Regions from separate parts of the Mus musculus genome. Here region 2 is linked to region 1. A link is a loop called in an ENCODE intact Hi-C map of the cell type or tissue named here. Cell type or tissue: left cerebral cortex. All regions are shown on one strand. Each heading gives the region's core, and the rest is flanking DNA. Links, peaks and the distances in the headings are about the cores only.

What was found. Peaks named below come from ENCODE experiments on the same cell type or tissue, not always from the same donor. Only the 100,000 strongest peaks of a DNase experiment are listed, where the experiment ranks them.
Region 2: it touches region 1 in a loop (2.8-fold over the local background); 2 of 42 quality-filtered maps call a loop at or near these places.

The regions. Positions count from the first base shown.
Region 1 is chr1:15,994,329-16,000,977 of GRCm38, reverse strand. No RefSeq gene overlaps it. Among named protein-coding and RNA genes, the nearest start is that of Gm31523, 92 kb to the right of the region's middle. In left cerebral cortex, for the core only: no CTCF peak of the experiment used is centred there; no DNase peak of the experiment used is centred there.
Region 2 is chr1:15,889,251-15,895,899 of GRCm38, reverse strand. Sbspon (somatomedin B and thrombospondin, type 1 domain containing) reads left to right here and starts at 3,178. Exons shown (of 5, transcript NM_001033288.3): 1 at 3,178-3,461. The coding sequence starts at 3,248. In left cerebral cortex, for the core only: no CTCF peak of the experiment used is centred there; no DNase peak of the experiment used is centred there; H3K4me3 peaks cover 763 bases.

The DNA.
Region 1 (6,649 bases), core at 467-5,466:
ATGTGTGCCACATGTGTGCAGGGACCTGAGGAGGTTAGAGAGATCATCAGATTCCCAAGAGCTGTAGCTGCAGGTGGTTGTGAGCTAACTGTTTAGGTGCTTGAAACCAACCCAGGTCTTCTGAAAGAATAGCCATCTCTCCAGTCCCTGGATGTTAACGAGTTTTACTGTGACATTTTTTTTTTCGTTTTTTTGTTTTTTGTTTTTTTCTGAGACAGGGTTTCTCTGTGTAGCCCTGGTTGTCCTGGAACTCACTTTGTAGACCAGGCTGGCCTTGAACTCAGAAGTCTGCCTGCCTCTGTCTCCCAAGTGTTGGGATTAAAGGTGTGCGCCACCAATGCCCGGCTTACTGTTACATTTCATGCATGAATACACCATAATGATCACATTGGCCTCCTTTTGTTGTCCCTGCTTCTCCCGCACTGTTCCACTGTCTCTTCCCTCATAGTCTAGGTTCTATTCTTACGTATTGTTTTTCAACTTCCTAATCACATCAAGTGTTTTGTTTGTTTGAGATAGTATCTCGCTCTCCATAGTCAAGCCTGGTTTCCTTCTGTCTTGGCCTTCTCAGTACTGGTTCACAGTTGTGTGCCACCATGCTCAGTTTTGGTTTATCTTTTAGAATCCAGATTAGGCACATGAAAAATTATAACATTTGTCTTTCTGAGTTCAGTCTAGCATTTTTCCAATAGCACAATGATCTTTAATTTGACCTTTTTTTTTTTTTTCTGTAGAAGGTATGATTTTTTTCTTCATAGCCTTCTTCCACAGTGGCTGCCAGTTGACCCAGTGTCTCCCGACCTCAGGCTGTGATTATTCATTATTAATAATGCATTTGATCGCCTTTGCTAGCTGTGGGGTGTTGCATGTTCAGCCCTCCCCAGAACTCTAGAGTGAGTACCTTCAACATCGTCATGTGAAGTGGAGGCTATCAAAACCTGATGGGAGCAGCATCAGTAACTGGAGATGTCCCTCTGAGGAGTTGGCGCCACCCTGGGCTTGTCTTTGTGTGTGCCTTCCAAGTCGAAAAGCAGAAGTTGCTGGGAACCTTAAGTCACCTCTGTTTGCCTTGCTTTACTTACATTTCTGCTTTCTGGGAAGAATCCTTGTCAACAACCCAGGTTTTGTCTTTCCGGGCCAGCCTGTCAGCACTGCACAACTTGAGGTCAAGCTTGGCAGACAGGAGAGTATCTAGGCTGCTGGGTTTGTCTAAGCCTCTTCAAAGTACCTCTGCTTCTCCGAATGACTTTTAGGCAGCTCAGCTAGCTTACAAGCTTTTTAGATAGTTCAGCTGATCTGAGCCTCTTATAGGCAGTTCTTGTGGTGAAAGCCTGTCTGCCAGGAGTCCTTACTACTTATATATGTTTAAGGATGGAGGAACTATTTCAAGGACTATTTCCGGTCTATTTCAGGGACTATTTCCGGTCAATTTCAGGGACTATTTCCGGTCAATTTCAGGGACTTCCTGAGCCTTATAGTTTTCCCTTCCTGAGATTAACATTCTTCCCTACAGGATAGAATGTTTCACTTTCCTTTCCAACAGTGGTTCTCAAACTTCCTAATGCCGTGACTCTTTAATGCAGTTCCTCATGGTGTGGTGACCTCCAACCATACAAATATTTTGTTGCTAGTTCGTAACTGTAATTTTGCTACAGTTCTGAATTGTAACTTAAACATCTGTGTTTCTGGATGGCCTTAGGAATCCTGTAAAAGGGCCATTCAGCCCTCAAAGGAGTCTCGACCCACAGGTTAAGAACTGCTGCTTGAGAACCTCTCATCTCTTGATGAACTTCCCTTTAAGATAGAAGTTTCCTTCTAGGGGAACTTGCTGTACAACAGAGAGTGAGACCACTTTTTTTTCTAGGATATGCCACTATCTCAGTCAAGGATCTTAACATTGCTATGCTAACACCATCTATTATACTGCTCAATTTCAAAGTTCTATTTTGTTCTTTTGTAAGAAATGCTGAGTTGCTAACATTTTTGAAATATTGAAAGACAAGATTGTGTAGGAAAAAGCGGACTGTGTCTTTGGCTCTAAAAGAGATTCACAGGAATAACACACTGAATAGCTTTGTCATCTTATCTCTTTGTTGTGTACAAGAGTCTAAGTGATTAAAAACTGAGTTGATGAGGTGGCATCATGTTATAATGTAACTGGTATGACTGCTTTGTTCTTTGTGGTACACAAAATAGCAGCACATCTTACACATGACAGAATATTTTAGGCAGCTGTCAGTCCAGAAAGAATTCCAAGAAGAAAACATGCTAGTACCTGAATTTGACTGAGTGCTCTTAAGTGTGGCTGTGTGCCTGACTAGCCCCCTTCCCTGGACTCAGCACTCTGGAGATAGTCTGCCTCTCATTGTCTGTCCTATTCAAGACTCCAGACCAGCTCTGAGGCTGTGCCTTGTAGAGAATGTGTCATCCCTAAACAGACTACTTTAGCATAGTGGAATTTTTGAGCTGATTAGAAGTGTGCACAAGAAAGACTCCCTACCTCTCTGTGGTGGTTTGAATAAACATGTTCTTCATAGGTTCATATATTTGAGTGCTTAGTCTCCAGAGAATGCCACTATTTGAAAGATTTAAAAGGAACAAGAGGTGTGGCATTTTTGGAGGAAGTGTGTCATTGGGGAATTTGAAGTTGCAAAAACCTATACCAGGCCTAGGCACATTCTCTTTGCATATGGAATACAATGCAGAACTCTCAGCTCCTTCAGCACCATGCCTGCCTGAGTGCTGCCACAGTTCCTGCCATGACAATGGACTAACTTCTGAAATTATAAGCAAGCTTCATTTAAATACTTTCTTTTATAAGAGTTGCTTTGGTCATTGTGTCTCTTCACAGCAATATCAGTGACTAAGACACTTTTCTTATTTGCCCAAAAGCAGACACAATTTTATCAGGATGGAAATGTCTTGCTTCCCCCTCTCTACCACGAAGAATAACATTTGAATCCTGAAGTTAACTTTACACTCAAGTCAGCCTGGAAATGTACCACAGACTCTATGTGACAAAATTTCATTCATTTGCCTTCCTGGAAGTTTCCACCTCCAGAGAATCAAAGTCCTTTCCTTTTGTCTTGTCACTTCTCTACAAGAATACTGTCCTCCTGAGAGACACTGCATAAGCCAGAAGTGTAAAGCGCCTGCTCTGCAGCGTACGTTCTTGATTCATATCCTGACACCCACAAAAATACAGGTGTGGAGATGGACACTTGTACCATCAGCACTGGCCAGCAAGTCTATCCAAAATGTGATCTCCAGGCTCAATGTGAGAGACCCTGCCATACAAGTTAGAGGAGACTGATACAGGAAGGCACCTGATATCCACTACACACACACACACACACACACACACACACACACACACTCTTGAACTCTACCATTTGAATGCAATCAATACTTGCTTTAATTAAGCAAAACAAAACAACAAAGCAAAAACTCCAACCTGTTATAGAAAGTCATAGCTATTTGTTTGTCTTAGAAGATTTTCTCCAGTTTTTCTATTTTGGGTAGCAGAATCTTAGACTTTGTCATAAAGACCTGGGCACCTACCCTGAACAAGCAAACTGAAGAATCCTGCCAAGTTAATACCTACCCCCATCCACTCCCAGCGCAGCTGTCCTCAGCCTGGCTTCCATGACAGTGGGGAGCAGAGGTCGCTTAACAGGGGAGTTGCTTAATGTGGTCTCTGTGTGTAGTCCAGTGACACCGGTATTCAGAGAAGAAGGGAAGCGGGTGGTAGCAGAAGCTACTGGAGCTGCAGAATTAAGTCAGGAGCAAAGAGATAGAAAGTCACGCAGCCCAGGTAGCAGGGGAGGTCTGAGGAAGCATGGTCTCTGTTCCTGAAGTCCAAGTTTTAGAGCGCTCCTCTTCCTCTAATATTGGGAGGGGTCCCCCGGGTGCCTCCTTACTCCCCTATTGTAACCTAGTCTGGTTCTAGTTTCTGCCAACTGTTGTCAAAAGCATCACAAATAACACCCATTCTCCAAGTTGTGAAATGCCCCTGAGCAAAATGTCAGGGGAGCTTGGCTGCCGGTTTGTGTTTGTTTGCTTATGAGCTGTGTTTTCTCTGTTTCCAAAGGTTTCTTTCCTCAGGAATTACATTTGTTTCTGAACTACTGGGAAACAAAACAACAGCCAAAATTAATAATAATAATAATAATCAACTAGCAAAAATGGACTCAGATTCTAGCCAGAATTCTTTCCATTTTACCACAGTCATTGTTGGCTTTCTCATCCCCATAAACAACTTGACACACAGACTAACCGCCATCCCTCACTTCCACATACCAAGTCTACTTCAAAGATTTCAAACTCAAATAATTACAGAGCAAAGGCAGTAATGCAGGTGGATGAGAGGTGCTGGTATTATGGTAATCTGATACACTACTCTAGAAGGGATGAGGCTAGCTGAGGGGAAACCTGTGACAAAAGGCAGCCACATTCACACTTACTCAACAGCACCAGGGCTGTGTGGATCAAAGCACACATTCTAGACAACAGTCCAGCTGCCTTTGCAGAGACTTTACATAGTTCCTTTTAAGTCCCCCTCCCCCCCCCATCTGATAGACAATGGGGACTTTGGTTAGAGCGGGTGCATAGGTGAGTGTATGTGTATTCAAGTGTGTACTGTGTCTGCTTTAAACTGAGTCAGTTCTTACACGATCTTTTGTCTGCTTCATGGTGAGCATTCCTACCTCTCTTCATGACTCATGACACTTCCATTAATGTTCATAGGCTTGTCATCTGAGTATGAGGATCCATAGACCCCCTTAGATCCCTTAAACCCCATAAAATGGGACTTGGAAACTGAGTACAGGAGATTAAACATCCACAAGTCTGAATTTGTATTCACACATCCCAACCGTGGGCTGGCTTCCAGTATACCAACATGTGTGTTTTACTCTTCAGTTAAAAGGAGCAAAAGGCTCATAGCCTCAGGCTACTTTAAACTGTGGATTTTTGTTTTTGTTTGTTTGTTTCCAGCTCAAGATGTGTCTGTTCCTGGTCCCTGTGGTTCCACTGACTTCTTGACACTCGCCCCTCTTCCTCAGCCCAGTACACGCTTCTCACACTGCATACTCATGTACACACTGATTACAAATCAATGTTCCTTGCTCTAGCTGGGCCCAAATGCTCTAGCTGGGCTCTTGATTTTTCTAGATTTTAGAACTTTCCCTGCCTATTTTTTATTAATTCCAACCCAACTTTTGGGAATCAGTGTCAGGTGCTTTAATGAAACCGCGCCCCGACTACAAAGCTGACTTGAAAGCTTCTCCATCTGCTCACAGCTTCTCCATCTGCTCGCAGCAGAGCACCCACTTACTACTCTGCCCTCCACCAGCTGGCGCAGGTGTTTCTTGGGGATATAGTTTATGTACTGGGCATCATCACGTTTTGTTCGAGCTAAAAAGTTACTGGAATGAATGAATGAATGAATGAGTGAGTGAATTTCTTCCCAAATAGGTTCCAGTTCCAGAACAATAAACATGAAGCTATAATGTGAGTTTTAGCTTGTTTGTTTGCTAATTTATTTATTTATTTATTTATTTATTTATTTATTTATTTGTTTATTTGATACAAGGTCTCAGGCGGCCTAGCCTGGCCTCAGAGTCTATAGCTGAGGATGAGTTGCTCCTGGGAATTACAGACATGTGTCATGCACTCTGCGAAGTCCTGGAGATTGAACCCAGGGTCTTGTACCTGCTGGGTAAGCATCTATCAACTGAACTACTACATAGTTGAGTTACCTGGTATCTAAGTGACTTTTGCTTCCCTAGGTTCCTCAGAGATTGTTGGGAGTGCTCTGGAGAGTTCCAGTCTCTTGACTCCAAACTCCGAAGATCGTACGTCTGCAGAATGCCGCTATCAAGTGTTAGCAAGACAGCTAATGACCAACCAGAGGTGGCAAGACATTTTTCCTCTTCAGGCAGCCCTATGCAGTTTTCAGGTTGCTGATATTTTCATAGGATATCTATGAAATGACAACTCTTGCATCCTCCAGTTAGCCTTTGAAAATAAAGAGGGTTCAATTTTGATCTTTGTTTGGTTTTGTTTTTGAGAGCATGTTTCTCTGTGTAGCTTTGGCTGCTCTGGAACTTGCTCTGTACACCAGGCTGGCCTTTGCCTCCTGAGTGCTGGGATTAAAGGAGTACACCACTACCACCCGGCTTAAATTTTGATTGGTAACAAGAAGGGGGTAGGGAGAAGGAAAAAAAAAGCTGTGTCTATGTGTCTGGATACATTCTCACTTGGGAGCCCGTTCTTTTAAATTTTGAAATGTTTGGTCCTTCCAACTTGAATCTTCTCCTTGATTTGATTATGGGTTGGTTTTCATAAAGAATTAAGTGGCTGGAGACAAATAGAATTCCAGAGGTTTTTATTCGTTCTAACAGTAATCATATAAATATTTAAAGATGGTAGGTCATCCTATGAATGAACTCACCTTTGGGGCAACGTATAGTTCAACTTGCCCATTGTTATCCCATGAGTTAAGATGTTGGTTGCCAGAATGTGTTGAATCAGGGCCCATGGATGCTATTTCAGGCATCATTTGCAAATCAGTGCCTTTCAGGTATAAGCTTGGCCATTGTGGCTGGAAACTTTGAGTAGCAAAATCAAGGTGAGGTTTATTATGATC
Region 2 (6,649 bases), core at 545-5,544, 110 kb after region 1:
GATTTCTATGTATTTAATTACAGTACTCGTCCCAGCACATCTTAATGTTACCCATCTTTCTTCTCCATTATCATATTTTTTTCCTACCCCATCCCACCCTGGAAATTATGGAAGAAACTTCAGTGCACTGGAAAGGGTAATTTTGGTTCTGGGCCTGATTAGTTCCTGATTGGCTGTGTGCCCCACGTGGCTCTCAGCTGTAGGATGGGGGAGGCATTTGCTTTACAGTTACACAGGATCAAGTGAGACTGAGCAGGTGGAGGCCCCTAAAGTTACTGTGGTCTGGGATCTGATGGACCAGGTAGGCCTCAGCTTCTCTTTGTAATTTTCTCAATCTTGGATAACTCCCAAAGACAACAGACAGGAAGTCTTTAAAGGTACACTTGATTACTTCCTATGTTCTTAGTGATTTCTGTGCATCAAATATCCACACAGCATGGCTAGCAAAGCAGGTCATTGTTACAGCTGACTGCATCCAGTTTCTAGCAAGCATGTGAGCATGAATGCCTCATGTGTCTCTGTCCCCTCACTTTGCCCTGAGTTTGCAGTAGCTTTCTGGGGAAGGTTCTCTTCATGCTTGGACTTGATACTTGAGCTTCTTTAAGCATTACCAGAGATAAGCACCCCTTTGTTAACTTTAAGGAATGATCATTTCTTCATGGTCTTCTTCCTTTTTTAAATCTTAAACTTTGTGCTTTCCTGTATGTTACAGTAAAGCTGTATTTGTCTTTTACTTGCTGTTAGCCTAAAAATACGGCAGAGAATGGACCTTAAGTCATCACAAGGTATTTAGAAGACACTTTGTGCTCAGTTTACGCCTGTCACCGGATGTCCTGTCGGCGTCTCATGGAGATCAGAGTAGCATTCTGTGTGGGATGAAGATGCTGAGGCGATAGCAGTTAAGTTGAATCCAAGTCCTTTCTGAACGCAAAGCCCAGATCTCCAGATTGTGAACTCGAAGCTGGTGGGTTGGAGCAGTGTAGATGGGTTGGAGAGCCTCCTGCCTGGCAAACAAGTATGCTAACCCTGCAGTTCCAGCCCATTTCTAACCTTTTTCCTGTCAACTTTTGCTTTTGTCGGTGCATAAAGGAAAAGGAAGTGAAGATATGGTATTTGAGCTAGCATTTGACATTAGGCTCTTTACTTCTCTCTTTTATTTTTATGTGTGTGAGCACTCACCTTAGTGTGTACATGTGCATGTACATGTGTGTGGGTGTGTTTTCTATGTGGCCAGAAGGAGTCCATCACCCTAATCACCTGACCTGGCAGTTAATTACCCCAAGTGAGCACTGAGAACCAAACTTGGGTCTGCTGGAAGAACAGCCAGCTCTTCTAATCACTCATCTCCCCAGCCCATCTTTCACTTCTGTTAAGACAGAGCTCACCTCCTCTTCTCTGTTACCATTTCATTTCAAGCTTTGGTCTGGAAAATGAGCTAGTCAGTGGATTGTTTGCTTTTACACCTTTCTGGCACTATTCCAGACTCTTATGGCATTACAGAAGTATCTGCCCAGAGGCATCCCATGGAGAAGACAGTCTAGAAAAGGTGTGGAGATGAATTGCATGAATGTGTTGTGACAAAACGGCAAATGAAACTTCTCACAGGAGGAACGCTGAGGGTGTATGTAATCTGTTGGCAAGAGTATTTAGTCCTAACCATCAAAACTAAAAACACAAAGAAGTAAAAAACACAAAGAAGTACACATCATTTCTTTAAAAGCTAAAGGAAGAGATAGTTGCCAGAAAGGAAAACAAACAAAAAAAAAAGCCTTTCAATGCTGAGAACTTACTTGTATAAACTCACAAAGAAAAATTTCTTTTTTTTTTCTTTTTAGAGTATATTTTCTTTGGATGATCAAATAGCATTACATTCTACATTGGTCAATACAATCTGAGACCAGGACTTATCAGATACAACCCTTACAATGTAGGTTTGTCCATTGCATAGCATGCTTAATTTTTATATTTGGTTGCTAAGTTGCTTTATCACACTTGTAGTAAAGTTTAAAATTTCTACTTATATTACTTTCTCTCCAATGACAGAAATTCCTCTTTGAGAAGCTCTTGCATGAAGAAGGAAGAAACCAGACTTTGAATTTAATTTGATTTCTTATGTTTTCAGATATAGAAAGTGTTCCTTTCTACAAACCATGCTAATTAAATGATTTAAGGTCATAAAGAAAAAGTGAAACTCCCAGAATTAATCTCAGTGAATAAAGTGTAGAAAACTTAATATATTTAGAGAAGAGAAAGAAACACATATAAAAACTTGGGCATAAAGCTGGGTGTAAAGGCCTATGCCTTTCGTTCCAGCACTTGGGAGGCAGATGGCAGTAGCTCTCGTGAGTTCGATACCATCCCATCCTGGTCTACATGGCAAGTTACAGGTCAGCCAGAAGTAAGTAGCAAGTCCCTCATCTCAACAAGCAAGTAAACAAACAAGTTGCCGGTGGGGTGTCGCTTAGTAGGATGACCTTGCATCGGTCAGGATCTAATTTCCATTCTCAACGTGGCAAGAACAAGACAACAAACAAAGATGTGCACGCGAATAAAACCCTCCAAAATTAGACGAACACCTTAGAGTGAAAGTTATTATAAAAAAACAAAAACAAAAACCGAAAAACCATTATTGGTGGGGGTTCTCTTTGGGAAATCGGCTTTAACAAAAAAACAGAGTACAGTTTCTACTTTATCATTTTCTTCGTATTCATTAATTTGTCCTTTAAGTGAAGGAAAGTAGCATTTTTTTCTGGGTGAGAAAAAAGCCACTATAAAATGCTGCAGAAAGATACTTCTCTGTGCCCGACAGGGCCCAGGAGAGTTGGAGAAACAGTTGGGAAAAGACTCCGAGGGCTTTCTAGAGCGAGCTGGGGCGCTTGGGGGTCGCCCGGGTGCACAGGGGCTCCATCCATTTTCTGGCGGCTTTCCGGGTGCAAACAGGCACGGGCTACCGCGTCCCCAGACCTAAGGAGGCAGAGTTTGGATCCTGGGGAGAGTGGCCGGTAGCGGGCTGTGAGAGCACCTGGGGTGGTCGGGGGTCGGCTGGTGGCCAGGAGGAGAAGCGCGTCCCACCTGGGCCCCAGTGCCACCCGCCCAGAGCCCGCCGAGCGGGCGCACAGCCAGGGCAGCCGAGGGGCGGTGCGGAAGGGCGGAGGGCCGAGGGCGGGGGCTTCGGCTGTCGGAGGAGCCGAGCTCTTGCCCGAGGCTCTAGCTGGGTCCGTTCGCAAGTGTCGCGGCAGCTCTGGCCATGAAGACCCTGTGGATGGTGCTGTGCGCTCTGGCGCGGCTGTGGCCCGGGGCCCTGGCTGGCTGTGCAGAGGCCGGCCGCTGCTGTCCTGGCCGGGACCCAGCCTGCTTCGCCCGCGGCTGGAGGCTGGACAGGGTCTATGGAACATGCTTCTGTGACCAAGCCTGCCGTCTCACCGGGGACTGCTGCTTCGACTACGACAGGGCGTGCCCAGGTGGGTGGCTGGGCGCCGGGAGGGACCCCTAGGAAGCCAGGAATCTTCTGGTCACTTCCAGGCCAGTCCAGTATCAGCCTTCGCAATCCCAGTACCCCACCCCCACCCCAACTCCCGCTCCATTCCAGGCTTCCCAGTCGGCTTCATCTAATGTCCCCGAAGCACACCCCCTAACATCTGTGGGGATCACCTCTGGGATGTGTTCTGTGACTCAAGAACTCTAGCTTCATAGAGTCACCTGGGGCCTGGAAGGATGGTGCTGACAGTTGTCAGGGGTGTGTCCCTGGACCAGCCGTCACCACACTCATTCTGTCAACCTCATAAAGTTTGGGGATAGAGAAAACTAACAAGGCCAGGAAGATGAGACTGTCTCACTTTGTATCAAGCTTGCCCTGGGAGGGGCCTCCACTTTCTTAGAGGTCTGAGGTGTTCTGTGGTGGGCTCCAACATGGACCACCGCTGTTTCCTGTGAGGAGGTTTTCTGTGCTCTTGGAACTATCTTTAGGATACTTTCTTTCCTCAAGTCTCTGTAGTGTTTGATCCTTCCCTTTAGAATGAGGTCTTTTCTTATCTAACATTCCCATAGCATCTCACAGTACCCCTTGGTAGGGTTCTGTCAACGCAGGTTTAATTGAACTTAAAGGTAAAGGAAGAAATGAGAAACACAGTCCTGAAAAACAAGCCGTGACCAAGAAGTCAGCTCTGAAAACCAAAGCAGCTTTGCTCCTTGCTAATCAGATCAGTCCCAAAGTTGTCCATATGATAGGGTTTGTCCTCACACAAGTCCTAGGCAACTTCTGAGGAGAGGACCCAAGGGCTGGGCCACACTCCAGGAACGAGAGGCCCAGTAGCAACAAGGCCTCTCTTGCCTCTTTGCTAAGAGCCTGTCAATCCCAGGCAGGTCAGTCACCCAGCCATGATACTGTGGAAGGGCACAGCCAAAAAACCTCCAAGATTTACTGGCGGATGCCCTTTTTGATAAGTTCTCCCCCCATTCCCGTGACAAGTCATCTTGCCTCAGTCTAAAGGAAGCTGGAAAAGTCAATGAACCAGAAAATGCAGTGAGTCTGAGCCATGTGTCCCCTTCCCTGGCAACACCCGAAACTGGGTGTCTCAGCTACGTGTCCCTGGGTCTTCCAAAGCACTCATTCTTGAGGGGCTTGCCTATGCATTGATCCTAGAGTCCTGTAGCCCTTAGTTTGTAGTAAGCACAGGGATGGTGGGACACTGAAGATGCTGTCTCTACTCCTTAGGAAGTCACTTTGTACCAGAAGCACAGGAGAAACCATATGTACACTGTACAGAAAGCTCCCTCTTCCTGCAGGGGACACTGTCCATGATAGCCAGGGATGCCCAACCCCAGGATTGGTTTTGATTTGTTCCTGGGTGTCCTTTCCTACAGTACCGGGGTTCATCTGTCCTTGTGAGTTTTATGCTATGGCACTTCTCATGTGGCTACTTTTGCACTCTATGGCTCTATGTGAGTGAAATAAAGCCCCCTAATATCACCACAGTGGACTCCAGAAGGCTAACGGGAAGCCGTGTGCACAGGACTAAGTCGTGTGCACAGGACTAATATGATTGACAGGGGATGGATGAGTAGTGCTCAGAAAGAAACAGTAGCAGGGCAGCCTGAGACTTCCTCATGCGACTTGGAAATGCATGAGTGAAAATGTATTAGCTACTTCTGGAATTTTCCATTTCATATTTTCAAACAGTAGCTGGCTACAGATATTTAGGGCAGAAAAACTAGGGATGAGGGGGGGGGGGGAGACTTTTACCAAAACAGGTCAACAGGAAGACAGTTTGGAAAGAGATACTTGGAAGATCTGTGGAAAGTCTTAGAACATCCCTGTCCAGTTGTCCCTAGGAAGCTTCTGTCAGGCTCTGCAGCTAACAGAGCGGACACAACCAGGGAGAGAGAGAGAGAGAGAGAGAGAGAGAGAGAGAGAGAGAGAGAGAGAGAGACAGAGAGAGACAGAGAGAGAGATTCTTTGGAGGAATTGGGAGGAGGGGAGTGACATGAGAGGAACTTTATTATTATTGTTGTTCTTGTTGTTCTTGTTCTTGTTGTTGTTTATAGTCTCTCTCTGTAGCTCTGCTGTCCTCAGACTCACAGAGATCTGCCTGACTCTGCTTTCAGAGTGCTGGGACTAAAGATGTACGCTAGCACACTGGGCTGTACTTTGTTTCTAAGAGATTGGACAGATCTAGGCTGAATCACAAATCCTCCCAGTCATTATCTGGCCACAGAGAAGCGATACAGCCTCTTTTTACCCTAGGCTGTAAAAACAGTAAAATCATTTTGGATCAGGAATTTATTGGATAGATTAAGGATATTAAGTAAGCTTACCATCTTATGAAGAACTCAAAGGCAAATCACAGAAACTGCACACCTTCCAGGAAGGTTGTGGGTGATAGACAGAGGAACTAAAGCCAGAGAAGGGATAGTGTGTGGCAGAATTCAAAAGCATGCCCAAGAGTCCTACATGTACTTTCTTAGGAGTAGCAGAGCAATAAGGCCCCTTGCTGGTACATGCTCTAGTCAGAAGTTTCTTGTGACACAAAGGAAATAGCAGCCATTGGAAGCTGGCTACTTTGTGAGTCTGCTTATTCATTGCAGGGAAGGATAAGGGACAGGGGCAGAAGCAGGGCAGAGCTGAGAGGCCCAGCCTCCTCAGCCCTAGGCGAGCTACTGTGGGTCAGGATTGCTGTGGGCCTGCCTCCACAGGCCAGAGCTAGATTTGCGGCTAGAAGCTGCCTGTGATAGCAACACTGGATGCTCCTTGAATTTTTCCTCCAAATATTTATTATTTACAATCTCTGCTCTCTCTAAAATAGGCATAATGTCATGATTTTGTCCTTAATGTTAAAGACTCCTGGGTTTAACCTTTGCTCTGCCCTCCGCTGGCTTTCTGGCTTTGGAGAGTGTCTGTGGGGTGTCTTGAGGCTCAAAGTTTCTTCTGCGTAAAAAGGAAAACGAGAACACCGCAGGGGGCTGCCAACTGGTTCCTAGAAGATAAGACCTGAGAAACCTGGAACCACAATCAGCTCCAGGTTCCAGGCCTACCTGCTCCCTTGCTCCATGGAATCTTTGAACCACCATGAGTGGATTAGTTAAGAATTACATCTTCAGGATGTCATTTAATGGTAGAGCATTTGCCTGAAGTGGGCAGGTCTTGAGTTTG